Regions from separate parts of the Homo sapiens genome. Here region 1 is linked to region 2. Evidence: chromatin loops called from intact Hi-C (ENCODE). Cell type or tissue: breast epithelium. All regions are shown on one strand. Each heading gives the region's core, and the rest is flanking DNA. Links, peaks and the distances in the headings are about the cores only. Region 1 overlaps SMPD3 (sphingomyelin phosphodiesterase 3). Region 2 has its middle 39 kb from the start of ZFP90.

Evidence for each region. Hi-C counts contacts between places; a loop is a spot of excess contacts. Peaks named below come from ENCODE experiments on the same cell type or tissue, not always from the same donor. Only the 100,000 strongest peaks of a DNase experiment are listed, where the experiment ranks them.
Region 1: it touches region 2 in a loop (18-fold over the local background); 35 of 110 quality-filtered maps call a loop at or near these places.

The regions. Positions count from the first base shown.
Region 1 is chr16:68,431,787-68,447,631 of GRCh38, forward strand. The region is part of intron 1 of SMPD3 (sphingomyelin phosphodiesterase 3); the gene reads right to left. Among named protein-coding and RNA genes, the nearest start is that of SMPD3, 8.8 kb to the right of the region's middle. In breast epithelium, for the core only: no CTCF peak of the experiment used is centred there; a DNase peak (open chromatin) is centred at 3,255; H3K27ac peaks cover 1,251 bases; H3K27me3 peaks cover 139 bases.
Region 2 is chr16:68,491,870-68,507,714 of GRCh38, forward strand. No RefSeq gene overlaps it. Among named protein-coding and RNA genes, the nearest start is that of ZFP90, 39 kb to the right of the region's middle. In breast epithelium, for the core only: no CTCF peak of the experiment used is centred there; DNase peaks (open chromatin) are centred at 4,972 and 7,306; H3K27ac peaks cover 1,237 bases.

The sequences.
Region 1 (15,845 bases), core at 2,660-10,659, 61 kb before region 2:
TGGTGGGCATCTGTAATCCCAGCTACTTGGGAGGCTGGGGCAGGAGAATGACTTGAACCCGGCAGGTGGAGGTTGCAGTGAGCTGAGATCCTACCACTGCACTCCAGCCTGGGCAACAGAGCAAGACTCTGTCTGAAAAAAACAAAACAAAACAAAACAAAAAAACCCAAAACCAAAAATTAGCTGGGTGTGGTGGTGCGGGCCTGTAATCCCAACTACTCGGGAGGCTGAGGCACGAGAATCACTTGAACCAGGAAGGCAGAGGTGCACTGAGCTGAGATTGTGCCACTGCACTCCAGCCTGGGTGGCACAGCAAGACTCTGTCTCGCAAAAAAAAAAAAGAAAAGAAAAAAAAGTAACAGAATTTTCTTTACAATAATCCTTTATGGTAGGTATTATTTTCTTCACTTTTGAAAAGAGGAGATTGCAAATTACAAAAGTTACGTGACTTGTTAGAGGACTCACTTCTTCCTTCTCCAAAGCCACTCTTTCCAGAGTGGTCTCATGCACATTTGCCTTTTAAAATAAAATGGTAACTGGATAGCAATCCAGACCTAGGATTCTTATATAAGAGAAATTATATGTAATAATTTTAGAAAGCTCTCTTAAAGTAATTTACTTTCCAATGAAAGTATGTACTTAGAGCTGAAATTGATAAGAATATATGTTTATAAAAAGTACTTAAGTTTATTTTTGTCCTTTTCAAAAGAGACAGTACCTTGTAGTTATAAAAGCCTTTAAATTAACATACCACATCAGTGGGCTAAGAACCTCATCTCATCCTTACTTGTTTTACTGGTAGATTAAAAACTTCAGGAAATTTACAGACTTTCTGCTCTGCCCTGAGAAGTAAGGAGACCAGACCAGAAACCACTGACCAGCAAATCTCAGTGGGGGTGCAGAGTCTGTCTGGCAGCTAAATGTATGAGGTGGGCAGAAGAAAATTTGAGGGGTCCAGAGTGAGCATTCCAAGTGCCAGGGCAGCCTGCGTCTGGTTTTAAAAATTTGACTTTGTTTTTCTTTTCTTTTCTTTTTTCTCTTTTTCCGAGACAGGGTCAGCCAGGCTGGAGTGCAGTGGTGCGATTATGGCTCACTACATCTCAACCTCCCAGGCTCAAGTGATCCTCTCACCTCAGCCTCCAGAGCAGCTGGGACTACAGGTGTGTGCCAGCATGCCCAGCTAATGTTTTTGGTTCTGGTGGAGATGAGGTCTCACTATGTTGCCCAGGTTGGTCTTGAACTCCTGGGCTCAAATGACTCTCCTGCCTTGGCCTCCTAAAGTGCTGGGATTACAGGCATGAGCCACCATGCCCGGCTGTTGTTTTTCTGGATTACTGAAATAAACACAGTTCATAATCATGTAAGTCAGAGAGAGCCATTGGTTTTATTTTTGGATGGCATAGAGTAGGCCATACCCAAGGTGATGATTTATTCTGATTCTTTCGTAAGAACCTTCTACTGCATCTGACTGTGGATATTTAAATGCTCTCATCACCAGCCTCTGTGGCATCCCTGCCTCACACTCAATCCATTTGCCCGACCCTCATGTGTTCAGAGGGTCTGACTGCAGGCACATCTACCTGCATCTGTCATTCCTTCCCCACATATATGGAGTGATGTCCAGTCAGCAGGCTGATGTACACCTTTGATATTCTGTGTTGAGTTTGGGGCTAGAGATGAATTCAGGAGTCCATAGCACATAAGGGGGAGCTACATCCCTGTACAAGAGTGGGCGAGGTCACCAGGGCATGGCAGATGGGGTATGCAAGGAGACCAGGCTATGTCTTGGGACAACCACGTTGGAGCTGCCAGTGGAGTATGGAAGGGTGGAAAGGATGAGATAGGAGGAGTGGGAGCTGAGTTAGGAGAATGCAGTGCCCTGGGGCAGAGGATTTCAAGTAGGCAATGAGCTAGGAGGACCTGGACGAGCGAAGAAGCCCAGGCTGTGTGGGGTCTGCTGGGATTCCTATCTGCTGCCCTTGCTTGTTAATTTTTACCCAAACCCCATGAATATATGTTCTCAAATCTTGGAAATTCTAAACCCTATCTATGAGAATGAGTCTTACTCTTTTTTTTCTAGTTCATTTTTTTTTTTTAGGTCATGGAATATTATTTGATCATTAAAGAACACGGGAAGAAAAAGTGAAAAAAAGAAAAATTAAAAATGCCTAAATTTCAACCTTTCTAAACATACCATATGTTAACATTTTGGTCTATTTTCTTTCAGTGGCTTTTCAGTGGTTTAGGATTTTGAAAACTGCTATTATAATTATATTGTATACATAAATGTGTACTAAATTTAACACATGTTGCAGGCATGAATTTATGGCTTTTAAAACATGGCAAACATCATTCAGACTGGTACAAAGTTCAGTACCCACCTTTTAATTAAATTTTCATTATATTACTCCTTTCCGTTGTTATATATGTTTTGGTTATTTGAGGTCAGGTACTGAGAGAAGAATGTAAATTTATGCCCACAACTGTCATTTGGCCAGCTTCTTGTATTTCTAACGGTAACAAATTTTGCCTCATGTATTTCGATGCTAAAGTACTGAGTGTACAAATGTTCAGAACAGTTATGCTTTCACAATTGCTCCTATGAATATAAAATTACCCTTTTTATCCTGCTTGACACTGCTTATTGCCTTAAATTGTGCTTTGTCTGATATAGCCACTCACGCTTTTTCTTTTGTTTGCATTTACCTGGGATAGCTTTGCCTACCCTGGAGCCATTTAATTTTAGGTGAGTCTTCTGTATGAATTTAATCTAGAACCTTTGTCTTCTTACAAGGGAATGTTAAATGCTTACATTTATCGTCATAACCATTCCAGGTGGCCCCCTGTCATCTTGTTTTATGTTTTTTGCATTTCCTTTCTTTTCTGACTTTTGAGCCATAGCTGATGATTTCTTTTCTCTTTTGCAGTGATTTGGAAGGGAGACATCTTGTTTCTCACTCCACTGATCCGCGTTCTATTGCCTCCAATGAATGTTTTAATTTGACTCTGTGTTCGGTTTCTAAGCAGCTCTGCTTATCTCAGCTTGCCCTTCTCATCTCCTTTGGTGGAGGCGACATCCTCTGCAGAGTGGTTTTAAAGGCCCTATGTTGGTTTTTCTTTGTTTGCTAGCTCCAGGAAGGGAGTCCTGCATGCCTGGAGCAGGAGAGTGGCAGGCCACTCCTAGGAGGTGCCCCAGTGCTTCCTGCAAGATGAAGGGATTGTCCAGGCCACAGGGTGTGTGTGTTTGGCAATGGTGGGTGGGAGGCGTGGCAGAAAGTGTCATCACTACTACCTGTGTTTGGAAGCCCTTCCTTTTGGCTCCACTGGCCCTTGTTTGAGAAAGACAGCCCAGCAGATCTGGTCCCTGCTGGCAGGGATGAACTCTTTGCAGAGAGAGGGTTCTAGGGCTGAGGGACCAGAGTGAGGGTAGGTTGGGGGAAAGGGACCTGAGCTGGCCTTTGCCTAGAAAGGTGGGTCAGGGCCTATTGGTCTCAGCTGGGAAACTTCCTGGGCATACAAACTGTTTTAAAAAATCCTTTTAAAGACTTGTAAATGGAATTTCAGTGAGGGCTTTTTCAGTGCCTCCATTTGTCTACTCTCTTAACCAGGTATTGCTCTAATATATTGCATATTAAAACTCTCTACAGGGCAATTAGCAGCTTTAAGTGGTTTGTTTAAAATTAAACACTCTGGCATTTTTTTTTTCATTTATTCAAGTTGGTTGCTCCCCCGTATCCCCTAACACAGAGGTGCCAGTTCTGCCGAGGGCCACAGACAGGAAGGGCTGGGGCCTGGGAAAGGCACGGTGGGGGCTGGCTGGGGTGGGAGGGACATCCTGCCAGGGCCCAAGTTCTCCAGAGGGAGACACAGGCCAAGAAGGGCCTCATCTTCTGGGGGGCCTGAGGGGCAGGAGTGGGACTGGCCTGCTGTCAGTGATCCTCTGCCTGACTCGGACAAAGCTTTCCCAACAGTGGCCTCAGGGACAGGCCACAGGTCAGAAGACCACTGGTGAGAAGGAGGCAGGCAGTGTGTGCACTGGTCAGTGCTATGGCAGGGCCAGCCTGGCTACTGGGGAGGGTGGTGAAGCCAGTGGCACCTCAGGAGATCTAGACCATTTCCACTCTACACCAAAGTCTGCACCCCACAAACACCAAGTTCCTCTGGAACCAGAATCTTAGCTAATCCTCTGCGATCCCTTGGAACATTTCAGCTGGAATCAAGTGGTAGCATCACCAGGGTCCCAAAAAACAAGTGCCGAGGAGGTCTCAGGGCAAGGACAATCTCAGGCTTGGTCACTGGAGATCAAAGTCATTACTCTAACCTCCATGCTGCTCCACCCACATAGTCAAGATAGCCACTGCCAAACCCTCAGAGCACCAGATTAGGAAACTGAGGTCCAGAGACATAGGTGATATATCCAAGTTCATGCAATAGAACAATCTGAATTCCTTACAGCATCTAAAAGTATTCCAATACATTGGCTTTTCCCCTTCTATGTGTGTTGATATAAACCCTGTGACCCAGGTGCTACTGTCTGGACCCAACACACAAGAGCGTGCATGTGTGTGTGTGGTGTGTGTTCCCCCTGGTAGAATTATTCACTCCTCCCCCTGGTAGGATTATGCTTCCAGTGCTCTCTGCTCCTCCTTCCATATTACCACTTATCTTATCTCACTGCACTGTAATTATCTATCTCTGTCTTCCTTCTAGGACTTGAGTACCAAGCAGGGTCTTTGTGCTTTTCTTTGCACATAGTAGTAGGCACACAATGGATTTTGTTAAATGAATGTTGATGAATTCACAACGCTCCACTCACTACATATAGGTCACTATGGCTTGGCCTTATTAAATGTGCAATCCCATTATAATAAATTAATTTAAAATTATATTCTTCTGAAGGTTAACAGTGGAAAAACTGTACTTTGCTCAGCATACCATGCCTGTGGGACGGACACATGGCTGCTTGGACCACACTAATTCATGGTGCCCCTTGTGGCAGCATGCTCTAATTGCAGGCAAAGGGTCTCAAGAGCTTGTCTTTCAAATAAGGAATACAAAGGCAAATCATCCTCACCGACTGTATACGAGCTTCTGAAATACACCAGCCTTTGCCTCTACTCTGCTACCCCAGGTTCCACATACCAGGTCTGCTTAGACCTGGTGTGAGATAAGGTTGGCAGTATTTATAAGATCCCGACTTGCCTCACCTGTTGGGCTACATTAATTCCAGAGGCGTGAGGAAGCACCCAGAAGGGAATGTCATGAAGTGGCCATGTGCATTTGCACATTTTCTACACTGCATCTCTTGTTCTGTTTTAGAATTGACTACCTCCCTGAGGACAGGGACTGTATCTCATTCACTTCCATCTCTCCAGTGTCTGGCACAGGGTTCAACACAGAGTAGGAGCCAGTTGTGTGAGCAGGGCGTGAATACTTGGTCCTGGCTGATGAAGTTGCTCTGATGTAACCAAACAGCCCTACTTTCTGATGCACAGCCATTCCAAACATCCGTGCCTTTATTGTTATCATTCTGATTTCTCAACTTGATTTTGTTTTCCAGAAGTCACCATTCAACCCTGTCGAGTTCAGCATGTGCTGACACACATTGTTACTGGGGTCAATGGCCAGATGAGCCCTTAACATTTCATTTCCAAGTGTTTGTCATTTCTCATTAGTTATATGTTTATAATCACTAAGGTCTTATCCCTGGACAACTTGTCAAAATTGTTGTGGCCTTGCCCACCCTTGCACTCATCCTTCCAGAACTGTGGAGAGCATCTGGAATCCTAGCATGACTTTTCAAAGAAAACACAGTGATCTCTTTCATCCTCTATTATCTTGCACATCAAAACTCTTTACTCATCAAGAGACTCTCTCATAGCTGTGAAAGTTACCTCCTCACTGCCTTGCATCCTCCACAGAACTGCAGGTGCCTCTTGGAAGAAGTGCTGCATCTGTGCCCCTCTCCTTTCCTGCCTTTGTTTTCCATTGTCATTAGAAGCGTAGCCATGGAGAGAAATCTGGCGCAGAGTGCAACTGCAGCCATTAGAAAAGACATTTTCCTTCTAACCAGCCTAAGGAGGATGGGGTTTGGTTTTCAGCCCCTGCAGCCTACAGAGAAATAAGCAGAATGAATTCAAGATGGCAGGTCCAAAAAAATCTCCTTTTGTAAAACAAGCTGTTTGCACAGGAGCAGGTGACTGATGGGTGCTGCAACCAAAAAGGGATGTGGAATTTGCAATGACCCCAACTCAGGCCCTCCCAGCAGCCACCCTGGGAGGCAGCTGCTCAGGAGTGTCACTGGGAATCATGAACCAAAGGATACTATTGCCTGCCTCCCAGTGCACAGGGAGCAAATCTTCTGCCTCCTCCCTCACAGAGAAAGCCTCTCCTAAGCTTTGTGCTTGGGTTTGGGCACTGCAGCTGTTCTTGGCATCTGTGCTTCATGGCAGCCATTACTGCCTGCGACTTGACACAGGCAGGAATCCTTGTGGCAGACCTGCTACCCTTCTCCTGCCCAGGGCTTTTGTGAAGACCAAATGAGAGAAATAATGTAATTTATTTGAAAACCAAATAGTACTGGTAGGAATGCTCAACTGTGGTGCTACCTGGCAATACCCTCCAGAAGCTCTGGCTTTGAGACACTTGGTGAGCACACTCAACACTGCAACAAATTACCCAGATTCAGTGAGATGCCTCAAACTGATGGCCTCAGATTTCATATCCCTTTCTTTGCCTATGAGCTTTTTTGGTTCTCTAACACTTGTTAGTCTGACATTCAAGGCTTTCTCAACTCTTCTTTCCAAACATCTATTTCATATGGAAACTCTTCTCCATTTCAGTGCTCCCAAACATACCATTGTCATTCCTACCCCTGTTCATTTGATCACAACTTTCCCTTGCCTTCCTTCCCCATCCCACTCACCCCTCAGAGATTATCCATATTGTACCCATGCTTGAAGACCAAGCATAAGACTTCTCCACAAGTTGACCCACAAATCACCCTCCCTCCTTCAAAATAATAGTTACTGGGTTCTTGCTGATCTTGAACCAGAGAAGCAGTGATCTCAGTGGTTAAGAACAGGCTCTGCAGTCAGATTGCCTGGGTTGGGGTCCTGGTCCTCTTACTGTCTGCGTGACCTTAAGCAAGTTACTTAAAGTCCCTGAGCATTGCTTTCCTCAGCCGTAAAGTAAGGATAATAATGGTATTCTTTTACACATATGTATTGCTGAGCACAATGCCTGACCCACTGTAAACACTTGAACGAGGGTTAGTATTGTCTCTAAGCATTTTCATATATGTTGCCATGTAATTGCCATGGCGGGAAAAGTTAGTTTTATTGCCCCAGAGGAGAAAGATGAAGTCTGGAAAGGTTAAAGCACTTGCCCAAGGCCACACATTTGATGGTAAAAATGTGATTCAGACTCAAGTTTGGTTGGCATCCATAGCTTTTCCACTGCCATAGCCAACTTGCCTTAATCAGGACTCCTGTGGTTACTCCAGCCCCCGTTCCTTGGTTCACTCTGCATATGAGCATCTCTCCTCTCCCCAGCCAGACCCTGGTCTCCTCCTGGGGAAGGGTTCTCAAAACACCCCACTCTAGCTATCCATCATTTGGCATTTGTTGAATTAACAAAAGAAAGAATGAGTAGGAAAATGTGCATATTAACACCAGACTATCCCCAAATAACTTAGCACTGGTACTTGGTACCTGAAAGTCAGGGGCCTCCCAACAGAACCAGAGGTGAGCCTCCTTCCACCTCAATTCACCCGCTATGCTTTGAGTCAGGAAATCTGTGTTGCTCTCCTGCTAAAACATTTGAAGTGATCCTCACTTTTCCTGTAGGACTAATCTGAGTATTTTCTTTACAGTTCAACGTGCTCTGTTAACATAAGCCTTCACTGAGCTTAATACATATTTCTTTGGCTGTCTTCCTCCAGAAGGCAAACTTTTGGAAAAAAAGGTGATGGTTGAGAACAGCAACAATATGTGTTCCCTCAGAGCTATGCAGTGAATGGACCCATGGCCTGCCCTAGGAGTCAGGAGAAATGGCTCTGGGCTCTGGTTTCCAGATTTACGTTCTCTCTTTTTAAAAGCAAAGCTACTTGTAAAGTGCTGTAAACACCGAGGTCAGAACTTCAGGGTAAACATGATGGAGAACAATGCCCATTTTGCTACTTGCCTCATTATCCCAGGAAAGAGCCTCATGTGTGTTAATTGGACAGAGAAGAACATGAAAGATTGTGTAGAGTGTGCCCAAAGTTACTGATATCCTACGTTTTGGTGTAGACACACTTAATCAGGTGAAACTGTCCTTTCAATCTCCTCAGGCACTGAATAAGGATGGGGAATGACGCAGTAGAGTTGTAGAAAAGGCACTGAAGATTCTGAACAGCAAATTCTCTTTCTTTTTTTCATTGTTTTTTTGAGACGGTCTCATTCCAGTAGCCCAAGCTGGAGTACAGTGGTGCAATGTTGGCTCACTGCAGCCTCTACCTCCCATGCTCAGGTGATCCTCCCACCTCAGCCTCCTCCTGAGTAGCTGGGACTACAGGTGCACACCACCATGCCTGGCAAATATTTTGTATTTTTAGTAGAGATGGGGTTTCACCATGTTGCCCAGGCTGGTCTTGAACTCCTGGACTAAATAAATCCACTCGCCTCGACCTCTCAAAGTGCTGGGATTATAGGCGTGAGCCACTGCGCTTGGCCTGAACTGCAAATTCTATATTAAATAACAAAAAGTTCTCTATTAAAGAATACCTGAAATCCCATTTAGTCACAGCTGTCATTTGTTGAGTGCCTACTATGTACCTGATGTTTTATTTGTATTATCTAATTTAATCCTCACTACAACCTGCAACAGAGTTGGTACTATCTCCATTTTACAGAACAGAAAACTGAGACTCAGTGTCTTGTCAAAGGCCAATAAGTGGCAGAGTAGCTTTGACCTTGGGTATGTCTGATTCCTGTCCAGAATTTTTCTCCCAGAGCACAAGGTTGTCATTCCCCTGATTCCCCTGAGGAATCTGGGAGTCCAAGAGACTTAGAGCTCTTGAGTCATCTGGTACAATCATCCTCTTCCTCAACTCATTAGCTGAAGTCAAGACCTGTGCACAATGCAGTTAGCTAATTTGTTTATTCATTGTATGCTTATGTAAATGGATTGAAATCTTTCCTCGACATCATTATCTGCCAGAAAATAGGGGCCGCATACTTAGCAAGTGTTTTCAATCATGTTTTAACTAGTAATAAATCTTTTGCTTGATTTATCTGAAAATTGTCTGCTTGCTCTCCTTCCTGTTGCCCTTATCTTGTAACACTTCATAAGCTTCCTCCAATAGTAATAACAATAGTTAATATTAAGTGAACACTCACTCTGGACCTGTCAGTCACTGTTCTAAGTGATTTAGCTCAAAACCTAGGAGGTAGGCTTTATTATCACCTCATTCTGCAGGTGAGGAAACTAAGGCACAACTTGCTCAAGTTTATGCAGCCCAAATAGCAGAGCCAGGATTCAAATCCCAGGCTAATTGATTACAGACCTACTTTGCTAAATGCCTCAGTTTATAAAGAAAATATCCTCCTAAATGGAAACAGTCTAGAACAACACTGCCCAGTAGAAATATAATGTGAGTTATAAATGCAAGCCACATATACAATATAAATTTTCTAGTGGCCACATTATAAAAGTAAAAAGAAACAAGTGAAATTAATTTAAATATATTTTACTTAATATATCTAAAATATTATTTTAACCTGTAATCAATATTACCATTACTAATGCAACATTTTACATTTTTTATACTAATTTTTCAAAAGCTAGTGTATGTTTTATACTTATAGCACATCTTAATTGCCACTAGACATATTTCAAGTGCTTATGGCCCCATATTAGACAACAGATATATAGACAGACATTCTACTTTTCCTATTTTTTTCTATTATTTGTTTCTATTTCAACTTTATTTTAAAAATTTTTTAAATTAAAAAAAATTTTAGAATCTTGCTCTGTTGCCCAGGCTAGGGTGTGGTGGTACAATCATAGCTCATTGCAGCCTTGAACTCTTGGGCTCGAGCAATCCTCCCATCTCAGCCTCCCAAGTAGTTGGGACTACAGGCATTCACCACCATGCCTAGCTAATGTTTTTATTTTTTATAGAGACGGGGTCTCACTATGTTACCCAGGCTAGTCTTGAACTCTTGGCCTCAAGCAAGCCTCCTGCCTCAGCCTCCCAAAGTGTTGGGATTATAGGCATGAGCAACCGTGCCTGGGCTATTTCAACTTAAAATTTGGGTTTTGCATTGGTATTGGATCAAAGAAGCCTATGTTAACGGAAATGTATCCTTTGGGTAATTAAATGAACAGAGCAACAGTTTAGGACAGTGGAAAGAACATGCTTTAGGCATTAAAAAATCTGGGTTCTAAGCCCCATCTTAGAACCACTAACCAGGGCTGTGGCCAGAGCAGCCCTCAACTTCCCTCGCTGTCTTTCCTCATGTTAAAAAGACATGATGGTTTATGATTATTAATATCCTTTCCATTTCTAAAGCTCTTTCTGCTTACAGCACACATTATTTCAGGGTTTCTGTGTCTGTTTCCTTGTTCCGTTCAAGATTTCTATAAGAAAGGACTTATCCCACATTGTGGTTGTGTTCCCCGTGCCCAGCGCTGTGGCTGACACATTTTTGTAGGCACAAGAAATGTCTGTTGAATGAATGGAAATCCAGTCCTCCTTTGAGGGACTCCTGGGCCTCCCAGTTCTTGCCAGAATGATCACAACAGCCTTAGCAATTAATTGCACTTTCTCATATTGGCCTAAAATCTTAACAATCTAAGCTTTCTAAAGGGTTATAGCCAGGATTAGAAACCATTTCCTGATCCTGTGTGCAAAGGAGGTGGTACTCAGCCCTAGGTGTGGCTGCCTAGAGACCCCCACAAATGGCCTCCTTCTTATTACACGCTGTTCTGATGCTGAGGAGAGTTAATTAATGACTCTAAATAAGAAAACAATCAAATCTGTCTGCAGTCATATGAGTCAGAGCAGACCCAGATGGGGTGCCGGGTCCTTGGCTTCCAAGCGCCCTCGGGAAAAGCAGTAGCAGCCTTTGCTCCTTTCATCAGAGCTCTGCGAAGCCCCAGCTTGGAAGGGGAAGGAATCACTCAAAATGGAATGGAGACTCAGCTTGATATGAAGAATTTTTCTTAAAAGTCTAACCCCTTATCTGAGTGTTGTACAGACTGAGGCCCAGGGAGAGGAGAAAAAACATAAGTTCATTCCTTTCTACCCTCTTTAGACATCCAAATCGAATGGGGAGTTCTCAGAAACCGGCCCCTGTGTGTGTTGCAAGATTGGAGCAGTTGGAACTGCCACTTTAGGAGGACAAGACTTGTGGTCTGAAATTCACCAAACCCCAAACCTGCCCACCTTCTGGAGTCTTGCAGCCACATATGGAGGTAGAGCTTTGGTTGGGTGGCATAAGGACAGGAATGTGATGCTTTCCTGAGATTGGCTGAGGCCCACACAGTGAAAATTTTATTTAGGTGTTAGAGGCTTTGCTATGAAAATCTGAGAGTGCAAATAGGTGGAAGGAATCTCTTAACAATATCTGAGTGTCTTCAGCTTTGGAATAGGCTGCTAGGAAATAAAGATAAGCTCTATTTCTTTGGCTGTATGTGTACTCTTTGTCAAATAACAGCTTCCTCATGTTTTTTTTCCTTCCTTTCTTAAAAACGAAAAACAATGACAACACTTTGTTGCCATCTACGCTTGGCTTCCTGTGAAAATTTTCCACAGTGGAAAGAAACCCCTGGGCTACTGGTCATGAAGGTCATTATACTACCCTTTCCCCATTCTTTGGTAACCAAGTTCAGTTAACAAAGCTGGATAAGATATAAAGTAGGTGGCACTATCCTTGCTGAACTTGGAAAGACTGATTTGTGTCTAAATCCTAGTGGGTCCGCAATCCTATTCCTCTGGCATTTGATTATAAACTTACATAGAATAATCCAATAGTTCAGTTTTATTTCTGTAATAGCAATAGGGAAAAAACAGTGGTAAGGAGGAACTTCCAGAGTTTGAGATCCAGGATGGAACCTAAATTCTTCCCCTTCTGTGTAACCTTGGGAAAGCCCTCAAAGCTTGGTTTCCTCACCTTGAAAGTGGGAATTATGCCACCACCTACCTCACAGGACTGTGAGGATTAAATACATTCTTACATGTGAAGAGCCTGAGTCAGAAAATGTTTCCTCTTATTAGCTCATAATTCTTTAAACAGGGATTGCTGATGAGTTTGTTCGAAGTAATGCAGTAATATCCACCACAGCTCTGTTTCCTCCTATTCCATTCTGTAATCAGCTTTGGGGAAATCCTCTTGGAGGCCATGGCCCTCAGCTCTTGCTTCTGGTCCACACCCAGAAGTCCTCCCTTCCCACCAGGTGGGTGAGGCCAGCACTCCAGAACCTTGGACAGCTCTCCTCCACAGTGATCCAGCTGGCTGCCCCAGGGAGCAGGAGGGTCTTGGGAAATTTTCCGAGAAAAGCTGCATTAGTGCAGTGATTTAGGAATACCAGGGCTGCAGTCTCATTTCCAGCATGCATGCTGCCACTTGCATGCGTGTTCAGATTCTTCAACATGACCAGCCCTTCTGGAAATTTCTAAGGAGCCTCTCAGAACTGCTCACAAGATTTACCAAATCTTAGGGCCTTTTCCTTCTTTTCTATGAACTCCAAGAATTTTTTTTGAGCCCAAAAAGAACAGAAACACCACCCACATCTTCCTGAATCTGCTGATATTTAATTTGTTTGGCTTCAGTACAAGGATTAAACATTCTTGATTAACTTCAAGTGAAAGTAATAATGTATGAGCATGAGGAAATGTTTTACAAGACAAAGATACAGGTATAAATTAAAAGAAACATAAAATAACGTTATTGCCTGTAGGTGATGTTAAGCACCATTCTAATCAGGATAAGCAGGTGGTTCAATTTATGAGGCAATTTAGCTTTTCACTCTCCAATGCAGAATACAACACACCATATGCAGTCACCTTCCAAACAGGCAAGGAAGAGATTAAGTCCTATTTTTACTTTATGATACTGAGTCACATAGTTCAATGCAAATCACATGGATGCCAAAGTAAGAACAATACCAGGTATTAAAATACCTTCTTTCCTTTGCAGAGCTGCAGAGCTCTTAGGATTTTGTGACTGCAAGAAATTCCTTCAGAGTAACTCCAGGAGAAGAGACACATGTCACCAGATGGGTATTTAGGACTGAGCATGTCTTATCTCTCTCCCCCACTTCTGTCATTAGGCCTGGAAAGCCGTATTTGCAGCTTTTTGCATTTGGTAATAGCCTCCAGAAGCCTTCATTTTCTGGGCTACATTGTTTTTGAGGAAAAGAGGGCTTGCCTTTGAAAAATGTTATTGACTAATTTAATAATGACAGAAAGAAGAGGATAAATGTGGAACAGGGAAAGAGGAGAAAAGAGTAGTAGAGGTAGAGGTAGAGACAGGAGATGCCTAAATCTCTTTGGCCTTGATAAGTGTTTTCCATGCATTGTCCTTATAAATGGGTTTGATGCCCACCTTCCACTGGTCAGAAACTTGAACAAAGACCTTCAAGCCCTCTTTAAACATTTCCATAGAGGTGAAGACAGCAGCAATTCCATGGCTTGAACTAGCTTGAAAGAACTTCAGACAAGAACATCAACTCAACACTCTGAAGGTAGGAGGGAGCCCCCCAATAGAAAGATTTGTGATTTTACCTGACAATGCTCACACTCACTCTGAGCCTCTACACCATGGGGGAGTGTTAGTTGCCAAATTGTGACTGGTTTAACCTCTTTCCAGCAGAGGTCGCTGTGGACACTGGGAGTGGATACTTGTGGGAACTGGATCAGGCAGCCTGGGCTAGATAGATGGTGGCTACATTGTGTAGTACTTGCTCTTTCTGTTGTTCTCCTGGCCATCATCTGGTCTCTCATCCTATGGGAAGTAGATCTCTGTGAAGATTATCTCAAAGCTGCACAGTACCTTTGCTATGCAAGTGCTGTGAAATCAGGGTCACTTATTGGGGAGGGCAGGTCTGGGAGGGGCATGCTTATCCTCTAGGGGTATCACCTTGTAGTGTATGTCTGTGTTACCCTTGTTTCCTCTCTGAGGAAACAGTATTTCTGAGACACCTAGTATTTCTGAGACACTGCCTGTGACTGACCAGCAACGTCAGCGCCATGCCCTTCCAGACATGGAGGCCAAAGTGACAAAAGTTGCCTTGCAACGTAGTCCTGCACCCACATCATAAGTGACTCTGTTGATGAGTCCCCTGCCAAGCCTCACTTGGAAACACATGGTGGTGGTGAGGGGGCAGAATTCTGGTCTTTGGAGCAGCCTATTACAGTAGGATAAAGCTTCTGATAAAATGGGAAGGGCAGGGCACTGGTGAGTATGTCAGGGTCAGACCTGAGACCTCAGAAGGGCTGAAGAAGGCTCCACATAGTTGTGAATTCCCCACTTACTGGGCCTTTCGCAGGCCAGGCAGGCTAGGCACAAAGCAACCTGAAGCTACCTTCACCCTGAGGGCATCCACTCGGACCCTAGGTCATTGCTGTGGCTTGAGAGTTAAAGATGTGACTACCCTGCTCCCCACCCCCACAACATCCAAGCCCATCAGTAAATGAGTAAGTGGTTCATCTACACACACACACACACACACACACACACACACACACAGCCCGAAGCGCAAGCTCTGGCCGTGCCACACACATGAAGACTGAAACACACATGGGTACATTCATCTAGTCACACACATTCACACCCACACTCTGACCCACACCATCATCCATGCAAACCCTCACACACTTAAACACATCCCCTCCCCAGAACCAAATTTGACCTAACATGGCTGATGGGGCGTGGGAGGGTCCAGTCAGGATGTCCCTCTGGACCCTGGCCCACTCACGCCCTGTGAACTCCAGGCCCCTTGCTCAAGGTGGAGCCCCCACCTGTCCCTGTCCTAGTGGTCACAGGTCCTGAACACCCCCACTCTCGGCCCCCGAAGGGGCCCTGGTCACCATCGCGTGCACAGAATCCTGGGTGCCTGGCTGGCCTTAGGGTAGGGGGTATGGGAAAAGGGAAAGATGTGGGGGCATAGTGCCCTGCCCTGGCTCAGCCGCCTCCTCCCTCGGGATTTTCCATCCCGGCTCGCGCGGGCCCGCTAGAAGCCGGTGCGCTTTGTCTCCCGCCCCGCTCCTGGCACGTTTCCGTGGAAGCTGCCCGCGCCGCGCCCGAAGCCCCCCCTCCGCGGCCGCGCCCCCCGCCCAGCCCGCGGCGCAGGCCTGCCAGTGCGGCGACCGCCGCTTTGTCCTCTCGAGGATGCCTGGGCCGAGCGCGAAAGCCCCATGCCTTGGAACAGCCACCGCGCGTCCTGGAAGCAGGTCCCCGAGCCTCGGTTTGGGGTGCGCCCTGCATCGGAGCGGAGCAGCCCCCAAAGATTCGCGGGCACGAGGTTGGGGGTAGCGTCTACCTGGAGCTCTTGAGTGCTTGAGGGGAGACCCGCCCCGTCCCGCTCTGTACATGCCCATCTGGGATTGGCCCCCAGCTGCGGTGCCAGAGGCTCGGTCCCCGGGGCGTGGTGGGCTAGGGCGGGTCGTCTCGACTTAGAGCCCCAGGCCTGGATCCAGGTAGGGAGGGCCTGGGAGATAAGGCCCAGGTGGGGAGAGGTGGGGAGGGGTCCCTCCTGTCCTCGTACATCCCCCTACACTACCTCTCACACCCAGGCCACCCAACCCTCGGCGCGGGCCCGAGCGCGGGGGATTCCGAGTGTCAGTGCTTTCCTCCACC
Region 2 (15,845 bases), core at 3,131-11,130:
TGTTCTCGTGCCTTCAATCTGGGCCTGCCAGGGTTGAGACACGGCACAGACCCTCTGAGTTGGCTTTGGGAAGATAGATGGAAGCCATTCCCTCTTGCTTCTCCGGTGCAGGCTGCAACTCGTCAGCCAGTTGATACCAAGTGTTTACAGTGCATGAATCTCGACCCGAGATCTACAACAGGCCAGCTGGGAGAATTTCATTTGATTGTGAGGAATGTGATTATTTGGCCATTGGCTCCTGGCCTGTGAGCCACTCATGAGTCTTTTGAACCACCCGGGGTTTCAGTCTCAGTGTTTCCAAAAGCTGGGAGGGCACTTAGACACGTCCACCGAAACCTTTATTTGATATATGAAATGGAGATCCCGAGGGGAGGAACAGCCACCGAGGCCCTGGCTAGAAGTGGTCAAGCTTGTCCGCATGGGCTCCGAGGGCTCCCAGGGACCGCAACGCTTCAGCCTTCTAGGCCACACTGCAGGGTACACCCAGTGGTCGCTGCCCTGGTCACTGCCACCGCCTTGGCCTGTTCCTTGCCCTGTGGCACCACCAGTGGGGCCCTCCTCCCCTTGCCCATAAAATTCCTGAAAGAAGAGAGCCTGCCCGGTCAGGCCTGGTGGATGGACAAGGCCTTCATGTTAGCCAGGCTCCCACAGCAGTAGCAGCCACAGGGTTGGGGTGGGGGGAACTGTGCAGGTGCAGGAGTCCAGGCTCAGATAACAAAGGTGGGGAGTCCAAGGCCAGAGTGGAGGCAGAGGCCTTGGCTGTGCCCCAGTGCCAGGAGATAAGGTTTGTGAGGAGCTGGGCTGTGCCTGGCACAGGGTGGGGAGCTGTGGGTGCAGCTGCTATTCTCAGTCCAGGGCACTCCCCTGGGGCTTTGACAGTGAAGACTGGAGCCAGGCACTGAATGGGGGGGCAGCCTGAGGAATCTGGGGTGGAGGCTCAGCGAGGAGGTGTTTGGCCACAGGCCAGAGGGTCAGGCTGGGGATCCCTGAACCTGGAGTACAGAGTCCTGCCAGCAACCCAGGTGGAGCCAGTGGGGTGCCCCTCATACCTCCTGCAGCCCTGCTGGGAGGTCCCCCGGGATGGCTGCCACCTGCCTCAGGGGCAGAGGATGTGGGGGGAACTGGGTGGGGTGTGCCCTGAGGAGGGAGGCTGTGATCTTTGTGTGTATTTGTGCAGCAAACACTCCCCCAGACCCCCTGGCACCACCTGGGAGTTGCAGATGGGGGGTGCACGGCCCGGGGGTGGTGTGGCCCTTCCCTGAGGCTCAGTCACTCCCTCAAAGATCCTCTGGGCTTTCCTCTGTGTCCTCCAGGTGCTACCTGGGCCCTGTATGGAGGGCTGCATGCCCCTACAGAGCCATGGAAAGTGGCCAGACAGATGGACCCTCAGCCCCCAGGCCTCCGCTGGCCCACAGCGGAGGGAGGGTGTCCTGGGGTTCCAGTGTGTCAGGGAAAGGAGCAGATTGAATGAGCCACTGCCCCTGGCCTTCTTGATGGCCACCAAGCACTTCCAGCATCAAACCTGGGTGAAGCTGGGGCCTCACTGGGGTACCGCTCAGGGCTGTGGTCAATGTCAGACACAGGACAGTGGGGGAAGGGTGAGAAACCTGAGTGTGGCCCTCTCTGGATGGTGGGGTGAAGCCTGGGGCCCAACTACCTGCAGCCTCCCTTGGGGCTCTTGCCAGCACGAGCTGGGAGGTGGGACAGGGTTACAGGACCTGATAATGAGTCACTGGGGAGGCCACATTGGGTGCAGAGGCAGACACTCCCCCTTTTTGTGAAGCCCCAGCCATTCAATGGGGCAGCACCCCTCCTCTGACAGATTTGGAGTAGAGCTCATGCGAGGCAGCACAGCACCTTTGGCATGGGCCTTTGGCATGGGCAGCTCCACCCAATTGCTTACTATAGAAGAAGGCCCACTCCTGGTACTACAAGTGGATCTGTGCCCCAAGAGGGGCCACTATGGATGGTCAGAGGAATTCTCAGCACCTGGTACTGCCTGAACCTGGTGTCACCCAGCAGCTGGCCCATCACAGGTGAGGGACTGAGCGTGGAGGGGTGGTGGGCACCACTCATGCTGAGCACAGTGGGGGTCCTGGGACAGCCCTGGGCCTGCAGCCTGCCCTCACAGAGGTCTCATGGTGGCCTGGGAGCTCCCAGCATCCCAGGGGATGGGCATTTGTATCTGGACCGCTTGCCACAGGATTAACTGGTGCTAAAACACAGCCATTCAACAGCATTAGGGGAAATTGAAATGAAAACCATGAGGCACTGTCCCTATACCAGATGTGCCCCTCACAGCTCTGATCACAGAGCTGGGTGGTGGTGGAGGAGTCAAAGTCCTGGGCTCACTTATGTGTTCAACTTCTTGCTAGGTGGCTCTTTCTCTGCTCAGGAGGTGTCTGTGTCTGCCCAGGTGAGACAGGAGTCGCCTTGTGTATTAGTCCGTTCTCATACTGTTAATAAAGACATACTGCTATGAGGAAATACCTGAGACTGGGTAATTTATAAAGAAAAAGAGGTTTAATGGATTCACAGTTCCACATGGCTGGTGAGGCCTCACAATCATGGTGAAAGGCGAAGGAGGAGCAAAGGCACGTTTTACATGGCAGCATGCAAGAGACCGTGTGCAGGGGAACTGCCCTTTATAAAACCATAAGATCTCATGAGACTTGTTCACTATCATAAGAACAGCACAGGAAAAACCTGCCCCCATGATTTAATTACCTCCCACTGGGTCTCTCCCATGACACATGGGATTGTGAGAACTACAATTCAAGATGAGATTTGGGTAGGGACACAGCCAAACCATACCACCATGGTTTTCCTGGTGAGAATTCAGAAGTGAGAAATCCCAGGATAAATTCCATGTTACATAGGATGTATAATTCCATGTTACATAGGATGTGTAATCCCATGTTACATAGGACATATAATTATTGATCACACATAGTCAAATCATGTAATGCAGGAAAAACAAATAGACCAGAGCTATGTGTGTCAAGATGGGCACATCTCAAAATACAATGTCAAGAGAACAAGTGACAAGATGAATATATATGACACCATTTGTAGATGTTTTAAAAACACAAAATAGTACTGTATGGGATTATGAATATAAACTTAGGTTGTAAAACAAAAAAACAGGAACAAGAAACATACATACTAACTTCTCAGTTAATAGGGTATCTAAGAAAAAATTTTTTAAAAAAAGAAAACAAAGATAAATGCTAACTTTAGAACTTGGTTAGCTCTGGGGAGGACATTAGCAAAACAAAACAAAACAAAACAAACAAAAACAAAAAAACCAAAAAGCAAATATTATGGCAAAATGTTAACACTTGTTAAGTCTAAGATGTCTGAGTTAAATTATGGGGGTGTATTGTATATTGTTTTCTGTAATTTTGCTTGAAGTATTTCATATCTTAAAAACAGGCCAAAATGAACCTTAAGAACACTATGCCAAGTGTGTAATCCCAGCTACTTGGGAGGCTGAGGCAGGAGAATTGATTGAACCTGGGAGGCGGAGGTTGCAGTGAGCCAAGATCATGCCATTGCACTCCAGCCTGGGCAGCAAGAGTGAAACTCTGTCTCAAAAAACAAAGCAAACGAAGCAAAACAAAAAAAGGCTGGGCATGGTGGCTCACGCCTGTAATCCCAGCACTTTGGGAGGCCGAGTGGGTGGATCACCTGTGGTCAGGAGTTCGAGACCAGCATGGCCAACATGGTGAAACCCCATCTCTACTAAAAATACAAAAATTAGGCAGAGCATGGTGGCTCATGCCTGTAATCTTAGCACTTTGGGAGGCCGGGGTGGGCGGATCACAAGATCAGGAGATCAAGACCATCCTGGCTAACATGGTGAAACCCTGTCTCTACTAAAAAATACAAAAAAAAATTAGCCAGGAGTGGTGGTGGGCACCTGTAGTCCCACCTACTCGGGAGGCTGAGGCAGGAGAATGGTGTGAACCTGGAAGGCAGAGCTTGCAGTGAGCCAAGATTGCGCCACTGCATTCCAGGCTGGGTGACAGAGCAAGACTCCGTCTAAAAAAAAAAAAAAAAAATAGCTGGGCATGGTGGTGCATGCCTGCAGTCCCAGCTACTCAGGAGGCTGAGGCAGGAGAATTGCTTGAACCTGAGGGGCAGAGGTTGCAGTGAGCTGAGATCATGCCATTGCACTCCAGCCTGGGCAAAAAGAGCAAAACTCTGTCTCAAAAAAACAAACAAAAAAAAAGAACATTATGCCAAGTGAAATAAGCCAGACACAAAAGAGCAAATACTATATGATTCCACTAATATGAGGTCCTAGTGTAGTCAAATTCATAAAGACAGAAAGTAGCATGATGGTTGCCAGGGGCGGGGGGAATGGGGAGTTGATGTTTAATGCCACAGAGTTTCAGCTGGGAGAGATGAAAAAGCTCTGGAGATGAATGGTCATGACGGTTGAACAATAAGGTGAATGTACTTAATGCCTCTGAATTGGACACTTGCAAATGGTTAAAGTGGAAAGTTATATGTTATGGATATTTTACCACAACAAAAATAAATAAAAACAAACCAAAATAGGCAAATCTCTAGAGACAGAAAGTAGATCCGTGGCTGCCTAGGGCTGGGGAGGATGCCAGGAAAATGGCCAAGGGATGTAGGGTTTCTTTCTGGGTTAATGAAATGTTCTAAAATTGATCGTGGTGATGGATGCACAGCTCTGTGAATACACTAAAAGCCACTGGATGGAACTCACTCAATAGGTGCAGAGTGCGGTATATAACTTAGATCTCAATAAAGCCCAAAGGGAGTGGGGATCCTTTCTGTGTCGGCTACTCTAATAGAAGCCTGTGATCTGTCTGGTCTGAACTGGGCTCTGTCATGAGCGTCACAGAGTTATTAGGAGCCCCAAAGCCTTCCTGACCTCCGCCATCCCATAACGTAGGGTGGGAACTCTGCCAGCCGGGCTCCCAGGGCTGGAGCCATGCTACATCCACGGGGCTCTGGCAGGGAAGCAGAGTCATAGCCTCTGCCAAATGAGGTTAATGAGAATCTGCTCCAGGCTCCAGGGGTTTTGAGGCTTAATTAATACTTGCAAGGCCCTTGGTGATTGTGAAATCAAAGGTTCTGTGAATGTGTACAACGCTGGCCTTATTAACACCAGTGCATTACGCAGGAGAAAGATGCTAGCCTTCTTATCACTCACTTAGCTCCCTGGAGGGGCTGGTCCCACGGAGTCCAGGCCAGACTGCCACTGGCTCTTGTGGCCCTTGTCTTGCTTTCCAGGCCACTCCTAGGGTCGGGAGCTCCAGGGCAGCCACCCTGAGTGGCAGGGGTGGCCGGACTCTTAGTGGACAGCGAGTAGAAGACCTCCACTTTGGGGATCTGGAGAGGCAACAGGGCAGACCCCCTGCAGCAGTCTTGGTGATTGTGCCTCCAGACCTAAAGAAGGACTCCCAGTGAGGATGCCTGTCACCTTCCCAGATGGCCGGTCCTTCCTATATTAGATGTGCCTCCTTGGACTAAGCACCACCAGGCTCTCTGGAGCCCTGCAGGGAGGACTGGCACTGCCCCTTAGCCCAGGGCAGCCTGGGGCAGGGAGCCATTCCATCTTGCCTTAGCTCCAGTCTTTCCTGCCTGCTGCCTCCTTTCTGCTCTGGTCAAGAACCACCCCTCTCCAGCACCCCCTACAGAAGTATCCCGCTCTCCCCAGGCCACAGGGCACAGCCCCTCTCCTTTGTTCTGACACCCCTCCCAGAGATGGAGCCTCAGACTCCATCTCAGACCCTGGAAAGGGGTCCCGATCCAGACCCCAAGAGATGGTTCTTGGATCTCGCACAAGAAAGAATTCAGGGCGAGTCCATACAGTAAAGTGAAAGCAAGTTTTTAAGAAAGCAAGTAATGGCCAGGTGTGGTGGCTCATGCCTATAATCCCAACACTTTGGGAAGCCGAGGCGGGTGGATCACTTGAGGTCAGGAGTTCGAGACCAGCCTGGCCAATATGGAGAAACTTTCTACTAAAAATACAAAAATTAGCCAGGCGTGGTGGCACATGCCTGTAATCCCAGCTCCTCAGGGGCTGGGACACCAGAATCACTTGAACCCGGGAGGCCGAGGTTGCAGTGAGCCGAGATGGCACCACTGCACTTCATCCAAAAAAGAAAAGAAAAGAAAGTCAAGTAATGAAAGAATGGCTACTCCATAGACAGAGCAGCCCTGAGGGCTGCTGGTTGCCCATTTATATGGTTATTTCTTGATGATATGCTAAACAAGGGGTGGATTATTCATGTGTCCCCTTTTTAGACCATACAGGATAACTTCCTGACATTGCCATGGCAGTTGTAAATTGTCATAGCGCTGGTGGGAGTGTAGCAGCGAAGACGACCAGAGGTCACTCTCGTCGCCATCTTGGTTTTGGTGGGTTTTGGCCGACTTCTTTACTGCAGCCTGTTTTAGCAAGGTCTTTATGGCCTGTATCTTGTGCTGCATCCTGTGACTCAGAATGCCTTAACCATCTGGGAATGCAGCCCACTAGGCCTCAGGCTTATTTTACCCAGCCCCTACTCAAGATGGAGTTGCTCTGGTTCAAATGCCTCTGACAAGACCACATCATCCTGTAAGCCACCCACCCAGGAGCATCTCACGCCATCCTCAGGGGCCCCTGTTGATGGCAAGAGTGTCTGGATTCCATGTGGAACCCTCCCCACTCTAACAGAGCCTCGCTGCCCTCAGATACTGGCCACAAACCCATTTGTAACCACTGGGGTGGCTCTCTGGCCAGGGGAGTAGAAGCTAGAAGGAGACATGGGCCAGAAGCCAACATCTGTGGCCCTGGGTGCTCTCAGCTCTAGGGCCGATAACCCTGGGGATCCTTCAATTTAGGAACCCTCGAGGCCCGTGAACTTGAGGATCTGCAACCCAAAGGATGTGTGGCTCTGGGTGTCCTCAACTCAGGGGATCCATACTCCCCAACCCCTGCTGATCCTGGAGCCTGTGCCCCTCGGCCAGCTTCTGCTATGTTGGCTTTTCTAACCAACCCCCTTTGATGGGTACCAGTTGTGTGCACTGCTGCTAAGACATGGTGCAGCCTCCCCCATGTCGGATCCTGTTTCTGGGGACTAGTCCCAGCTGTCCCCGTTTCCCCTAGGTATGCTGAATCTTAATGGATGTAACTCGTCACTTCTGCCAGGAGGCTCTGAAGATCGTGAACATCGTCCTCCACGTCAGCTGTCCCTCCCTCCCTCTTCCCCTACTGGCTTCCTCTCTTCCTCAAACATAGCCAGCCATTATTTATTTCTTCCCATATCCGGGGCCTGTCAAACCAGATGGGGCTGAGCCCAGAGCCTGCTGGCTCCCTGCCAGAGACTTCCCTTCATAGGTCTCTTCCCCAGCCCTCTGGGGTAAGCAATGTAGTGTTGTGGTTACACCAACAGGCACAAGAGACAGGTTCTAGGTTCAATCTCTCTCTGAGTCTTGCCTGCTGTGTGACCCTGGGCAAGTTGCTTAACCTCTGTGTGCCATCTGTACAATAAGGACAATCCTAATACTACTGTACATTGTTATTAAGAGGATTTAATGGGACCAGGATGGAAAGTGCTTAGCGTCGGGCTGGCGTACAGTAAGTAGCCAAGGAAGGTCAGCTGACGATGGTGCTGAACTGCCTGCCTCTGAATCTCCCAGAACATCCATCATCCATGTCTAAAAATCTGTCCTAAGAGGGCAGCCAGGCATTTTGCCAAAGCCCAGGTGATCCCTGTCCACCACCCGACCCCAGTCCTGCCCCCAGCCCCCTGCCCCCTGCCCCAACAGAGGAAATGTTGTCCACAATAGAAGGATGCTGAAACTCCCTCCCCAAGACTTTATGCGACGTGCCTGGCAAGTGCCCCCACCCAGCCCTGCTAACAACCTCACCCAAACCCCACAACCCCACCCAACTGCCTCCCAGGACCCAAGAGAGGGCTGTGAGGCTGCTTAATGAGAGGGTGCAGGCCCTGCCTGAGCAGACCATCCCAGGGGCAGCTTGGAGAAGGCCAGCATTCTTCTATCTATAGTTCAACTTCTCTGCCATTATGGTCCATCTCTAATTCAGGAAGCCTCTTATTATGTTTTCTTTATGTTCTCTTCATGTTGATCAGTGGGAAAACAAATGAAAGGGAAAATCATGGGTGTTGTGGTTAGGAAAAACTACTGAGGGGAATAGCGGGCTTTGTGTTCTCTGCCTCGATGGCATGTCTAGGGTGTCCCAGGGCATCAGAAACAGAAACAGCTTTTCCTGGACATGTTATGAGGGTCTCATGGGGCAGGGCACCCACTGCTACAGGAACAGACTGAAGCCTGAATCCTGGCTTTGCCATTGGCTCTCTGGGTGCCCTTGAGCTGGTCCTACCTCTCCAGACCTCACCAGCCTTGTCTTTAAAGTGAGAATAATGGGGCTGGATGGGGTCACTCATGTCTGTAATCCCAGGACTTTGGGAGACCGAGGTGTGTGGATCACTGGAGCCTAGGAGTTTGAGGCCAGCCTGGGTAACATGGCAAAATCCCGTCTCTACCAGAAGAAAAAACAAAAAAACAATAACAAGGCCCGGCACGGCGGCTCACGCTTGTAATCCCAGCACTTTGGGAGGCCAAGGCAGGCGGATCAGGAGCTCAGGAGTTCGAGGCCAGCCTGACCAACATGGTGAAACCTCGTCTCAACTAGAAATACAAAAATTAACCGGGCGTGGTGGTGCGAGCCTGTAATCCCAGCTACTCAGGAGGTTGAGGCAGGAAAATTGCTTGAACCTGGGAGGCAGAGGTTGCAGTGAGCTGAGATCACACAACTGCACTCCAGCCTAGGCGACAGAGCAAGACTCCAACTCGGAAAAAGAAAAAAAAAATTAGCCAGGTGTAGTGGTGCGCACCTGCAGTCCCAGCTACTCAGGAGGTTGAGGTTGAGGTGGGAGGATCGCTTGAACCCAGGAGTTGGAGGCTGCAGTGAGCTATGGTCACGCCACTGCACTCCAGCATGAATGACAGAGAAAGACTCATCTCAAAATGAATAAAGAATAAAATAAAATGAGAAAAATGGGCTGGCTCAGCTTCCTGGTGGGCTGGGATGCAGAGTCCCCATGGCAATGACAAAGAACAGTTGAGCAGCAGGAGTGGGAGAGGCTGAGGCCCAGTCTGGCCTGTCCTTTGGGCCCAAGACCCCATCCTCATGCCTCTTGGGGTCCAGGGAACAGCTGCCCCTCCCTCTATTTCTGTTCAGCAGTAACCACTGGTCTGGGAGGCAGAAGAGCCTGGAATGACCAGGCCAAGATGAGAAAAGCAATGGTATCTGAAATGGGGGCTACCATTAGAATCTATTTAGAATCACGTCCTGCATGGGGACACGTCCTGCTGCAACTCATCCTCCATGTGACAGCTGCAGTGCTGTCCATCTCTTCAGGGATGAACTAGAGTTGGGGAGAGGTAGAAAGACAAGCAAGAGTCTGAGAAGGGCTTTCTTGACACTGGAGCTGGGATCTGACATTCTGGCCTTCTCCACAGCAGATGTGCAACTTCTGAGCCAGGCGTGGTGGCTCATGCCTGTAATCCCAGCACTTTCAGAAGCTAAGGTGGGCAGATCACCTGAGGTCTGGAGTTTGAGAACAGCCTGGCCAACAAGTTGAAACCATGTCTCTACTAAAAAAAATTACAAAAACTAGCCAGGTGTGGTGGCACGCACCTGTAATCCCAGCTACTTGGGAGGCTGGGTCGTTGTGGTCTCCTTAGCCTTGTCTTGCCAGGTTCATCCTGGAGACAGCCACAAAGGTAGGGAGTGAGGAGGCCTCCTTCTTTCTCTCTCCTCTCACTTTCCATTCTTACTGTAGGAATGATGATCTCTGTCATCATGCTGATGGCTGTAGCATCCCCAGAGGGACTCCACAGGCAGGGTAAACATGCTTGGTGCCCCTTGGTGCCCGAAAGAAGGAGCAAGAGTAGTCAACCAGGCCATGGAGACCAACGTGGTTGAAGGAGCAAGCAGCCGAGCACTGGATAGAGGGGATCTGTTGGCCAATGGCCGGGGTTCAAATCCCAGGGCCAGCTCTTACCAGCTGGGTGACCTCAGCAAGCCCATTAGCATCTTGAAGGCTCAGTTCATCCTGCAAAATGGGGATGATAATAGTATTTATCCCCTGGGGCTATTGTGAGAAATGAAGATGCTCTTTCACATGCAGCACTTAGCATAGTGCTTCAAACTGCAGGCACCCAGTGAATATCGGGTATATGGCCTGTATCAGGCAGGCAGGCATGGGAGCAAGTGGCCTTGCTGGGCTGGTAAAGCTCAAGCTGTTTCCTCCCTCCCTAAGTTGGGGTCCTCAAGGGTTCACATTCCCAGAGCTTTGTGTAGGTCAAACTTGAGTCCTGGCAGCCGAGTCGGGGACCCTCCCCTTCACAAACACTTCCAGGGAAGATGATTTCACAACTCCTCAGGGTGCGTTCTAGTCCACACAGCCCCCACCCTCCACGTGTGTTCCTGGGGTTGCACCCAAGTCCCGATGTCACAGTTGAGCCCTTTTCTATCTTCAGAGTAAAAGGGAGGTGAGCCCAGCATGGTCCATCACCCCCAGACTTTCTCCTCAACTTGTATGGGGTCCTGGTGCCTTCTCGAAATCTGATGAGTGCCTTAGACTCTCTTCCCAGAAAAAAAAAGTTTTCCCAAATACATTGTTCACTCATCAAATGTTGCAAGATTCCTTATCTTTTAGGAGGGGTCCCTATTATAAGTTGGTGGTTATGCTGGTGGCCTCTGGAGTTGAATTTCCTGGGTCCCCCAAATCTGCTTCTACTATTTTCTGGCTACAAGAACATAAACAAATCACAAACATCTTTAAACCTTGGTTTTCTGGCTGAGTGGCATGGCTCATGCCTGTAATTCCAGCGCTTTGGGAGGTTGAGGTGGGTGGATCACTTGAGGCCATGTGTCCGAGACCAGCCTGGCCAACACAGCAAAACCCTATCTCTACTAAAAATACAAGAAATTAGCCGGGCGTGGTGGTGCGTGCCTGTAGTCCCAGCTACTCAGGAGGCTGAGGCATGAGAATCGCTTGAACCCTGGAGGCGGAGGTTGCAGGGAGCCGAGATCGCACCATGGCACTCCAGCCTGGGGGACAGGGCGAGAATGTAGGTGGCACGATGCATGCATTTTCCTGCTGAACGTGTCAACAAGCAGAGCCGACTCGTGTGTTAGCAACACAGCCTGCCCAGGGAGAAGCTTGAATTGGAAACTTCATTTATACCTTGATGGGTCCAGCTTGATGACCTAGAGCTGGGATTTATTTGGCTTGTAGGCAACTTTAACCAAGGAGTAAGGGGCAAAGCAAAGACATTCTTCCCCAGCTGCAGGGACAGGCCTTGATAGACTGACATTCATTAATGTCCTTGTGTTTTCATAAGGTTAGGAGTTGGCTCTGGAAATGAGTGTTCCGTGGAGAAATGGAGGTTGTTCACAGGAAAGCCTTTCCCTTGAAGAGGGGCAAAGGTTGCTTCTTCTCAAGGGGCAGGTGGAATTTAGGTTTTAACTTTCTTTGCAAGATCCACCCCAACATTCAGATTTCAAGTCAAGCCGGGTATCCCAGTAGGAAATAACTAGGGCTTCCTCCCAAGAATTGGGGTTTGTAAGTCCTGAGGGCATGAGTCATAGGTTACCAGCCTCCTCTTGCCTGCAGGCTCTAGAACAGCACTGGACATAGAGAAGATGCTCAGTAATAGCTCTGCCTCACCCTGTCTTTCCCAGGCACTTCACAGCCTCTTGAGCTGCCAGCAGTAGGCTCTGTTAACAGGGACTGTTTCACATTGGCTCTGATGAGGGGTGATGCCCAGAGTGGGGTTCCCCAGATGCCGGGACGTGGACTCCTCTCAGATTATTTGATGATCGAGGGGCAGTTGCCCCAGAAACAAATAATTTCCTTAGATAACTGTCTTAGAAGTGATTACTCTTGGGAACAGAAGGAGGATACTGGTAACGGAAGAGACTTCTTTTCTCTCTGCAGATGCTTGAGAGAACTCTGGATTCTGAGATGTGTAATCAACTACCCCATTGAAAGTTTTAGCATTAAAAGTCTCGCATCCCAGGAAACCCCTGAGACCCAGGCAAAGCAAGACCATTGGGCTACCCTATGAGGGGTTGCCTGGGTGGTTCCAGTGTAGGGACCCAGTTGCCCACGTTGAGGCCGAAGGAGCAGGGGACTAGATAATAGGGTTGGCTGCTATTGGCTGGGAGGGGTTGGTGGCAACAACTCAGGGGCGATCACGACAGTGGCCAAAGGCAAGCCATTTCTGGGGCTCTGATTTTGAAAAGCCCTGACATCTGCCAACAAGCCCTGTCAGGACTAATCTCTCGGCCCCAAGCAGAGAGAATCCTTTCTGGAAGCCAGAAAGGGGCCTCAGGGGTGGTGGCTAGAGAGGCTGACCATGCTGACCTGAGCAACACCTCAGGGTCACAGGCAGCGGAGGCTGCTTCGTGGCTGGAGAAATGGCAGATGTGTCTGACACTCAGGTGAGGCCCCCAGAATGTCCCAGACACTGCTGGGGCGTTCGCTTGCATGGGGTGCTAAACACAGCCTGGTCCTGATGGGAGTTGGTGTCTCTGGAATTGGGCACAGAGGTTAAAGCAGAATATTAAACCAATTTTCAAAAATTTGGAGAAATAGATTTTTTTAGTGAAGAAAAAATTTACTCCACTTACTAAGAAGAGTCCTCAAGGGAGAAGAACATTGTCTCCAAGTCACCAACTTCCTCAAAAGGAAAATTCAGGAAAGGCTCTTCCCTCCAAGCCTTGGTGTAATGGGAAGCTCATAATTTACATATTATCACAGACATACCAAAGAAACGGAACACCATGACTGATATAAGACTTAGCGGCAACCAAGGAGAGATTATCTGGGCATCTCTGAGTCTCCAATTTGGGAAAAATTCCCTCTAAGCCTTTTAGTGTCCTATTATGCAAGTTGGAGTCGACTTGTCACAAATCATAGGTGTATAAAAGAATAGTGTCTGGCACACCTCACAGCTATATGAGGGCACCTGGCGGCTCATTCTGGCTGCTGAGAGAAAGGCTGGCAGAGGTGCCGAGGGGGCCGTGGGGTGGCTCTCCCCACCTCTGATGACAGGGTTCCCATGGTTTTTGTCCTGGCTTTGTGGGGACCTGATTTTGCCAGGTGTGCCCTTGCAGGGCAGAGACTAGCTGTGCTTTGTCCACTTGTTGTGGGCTCTGCAGTGCCCATGCCCGGGCCTGGCATGAATAGATGTCCCATGAATGCTTCTAGAATCTTACTGAATGATTCCCGCAGACCCGTGCAGTGAAACACTTAAGTGACAGGCATCCACACTTCTGTTGGTAACAGCTCTCTTCCCGGCCACCTTAGAGTGAGGCCTGTGGAAGAAGACATGTGTCACTCTGGGTCCTGGGCCCTTCATCCAGACGGTTCCATGGATCCCAGGGCTGTCTCTATCTATCCAGAGCCCCAAAGCCACCTGCAGGCAAGCATGCCTATTTCTTCCTCTCTTGGGTTCCTTCCATCCGCTCATCCTGGTGGAGCACCTCATTGGCCAGTCGGTGTCCTTGGTGCTGGGGATACAGCAAGTCCACGAGACAGGCAAGGACCCTGCTTAGAAAACTGCCTCTTGAGGTGCACAAAGAAAGAGGTTGGTCTTTGCTTCTCAGAGGCAGAAGGTGAGGGGACTCAATTGCAAGTTACACAGAGAAGTGAACATTCACTTCCAAGATCTTCTGCTGTCCATTCCCACTTCCGTTGGTCCAGTATTCCACATTTGATTTGGGTGTCCTTTCTTCCCCCATACAGCTCAGGGACTTCTCACCCTCTCCCAGCTTCAGGGACAGGCCTTGATAGACTGACATTCATCAGCATGTCCCAGCCACCTGGCCACAGTGGTTGGCTAAGGGATGGGCACCAGACCCAATTGGGACCAATAAGACCCACAGGACTTTTGATGGGCACCTGGGAAGATGCTTTCTTATTTATTTATTTAGAAACAGAGTCTTACTCTGTTGCCCAGGCTGGAGTGCACTGGCATGATCTCGGCTCACTGCAACCTCTGCCTCCCAGGTCCAAGCAATTCTCCTGCCTCAGCCTCCCAAGCAGCTGGGATTATAGGTGCCTGCCACCAAGTCCAGCTAATTTGTGTATGTTTAGTAGAGATGGGGTTTTGCCATGTTGGTCAGGCTGGTCTCAAACTCCTGACCTTAAGTGATACACCGGCCTCAGCCTCTCAAAATGCTGGGATTATAGGTGTAAGCCACCACACCCAGCAAGGGAAGATGCTTTCTTGATAATTTGTAGAAGCCACCTGGAGAAGGAACTGCTGGCTCTTCCAGGCAGTCAGAGCGTGAACCAGGGTTTGGCACATCTTTGAACCCTTTGCTGTGTTGGGCATGGCTGGCCTGGAGATGAAGCCCATAGCCCAAGGCAGGCAGGTGGAAAGAATTCCAGAGCAGCAGCGACAGTGCCCCGCCTGAACCTCAGCTGGGGCTTCAAGACTGTTTGGTTCCATGGGACAGCCCATTCTCTTTAGTTTGTGCTAGTTTGGGTCTACTGTTCTGAAAGCTACAACTGAGAAGATGCTAGCTGATCTCACTAAAGAGGAATTTCCTTTCAGGTCACAGAGTCAGGACTGAGGCAGCCTGGGCTTGGGAGAAGGAGGACCAGGCAGTTGGTTGGTGACACTCATTCAGGAACCAATAGCTTTGTGCCCCAGGGACTGTGGGAAGGAGGACCTCAATGCAGACAGGGGAGCCGCAGGTCTGGTGCAGGGAGGGATGATCATGCCCAGGGCCCTCACTCCCAGCCTCGGCTGGAGGCTCCCTTCATAGAATTCCACCTGCCTGGTAAATGCAGAATGCAGTCCACTTAAAGAAATCAGAGCAGCTGCCACGTCAAAGCCGAAAAGATGTGTGGAGGTGGGTGGAGAGGAGGCGGGTAATTATGCAGGAAAAATAGTTTTCTTGATATTCTTCTGGAAATATGCGTGGAACAGAGGGAGCAGCAGGAGAGATGCCAGGCAAGGAGAAAATGTATGAATAGCAGAATGCATGGTGCCTCTCCAAAGGCAGACAGAGGCAGCGCTGCTTTGACCACAGCATCCTTTTGTGGGGAGCATCTGGGACTCCATGAGACACTTCCGCAGGGACTCTTCAATGTAGGACTTTATTCATGGGTCCATTACAGAATTTGCTGGGAATGATTGAGCCTTTCTTCCCCCTGTAATCCCAGCACTTTGGGAGGCTGAGGTGGGAGGATTGCTTGAGGCCAGGAGTTCAAGACCAGCCTAGGCAACAAAGTAAGATCTCGTCTCTACGAAAAAAAAAATTTTTTTTTAATTAGTCCGAAAAAAAAATGGGAGAGGCGTGAGGGATAAAAGACTACACATTGGGTACAGTGTAGACTGCTTGGGTGATGGGTGCATCAAAATCTCAGAAATCACCGCTAAAGAACATATCCTTGTAACCAAACACTACCTGTTCCCCCAAAACCTATTGAAATTTTAAAAAATAATAACCAAGTGCGGTGGCATGCGTCTGTGGTCCCAGCTACTCGGGAGGCTGAGGTGGGAGGACTGCTTGAGCCCAGGAGTTCGAGGCTACCGTGAGCAATGATTGTACCACTGCACTCCAGCCTGTACCACAGAGCAGGACTCTTGAGAGAGAGAGAGAGAGCACGCTGGCATGGGATCTCCCCATGCCACTTCTATGCCCCGTTAGGAATCTGCCCACAGAACCCATGTACTCTGCATGCCCAAGTGGCAGAGAGGCACCCCAAACTCTGAGAAGCAGCTCTGAGGTTGTGAACATTGAATGTAGATAATTATCCAGCTGTGAA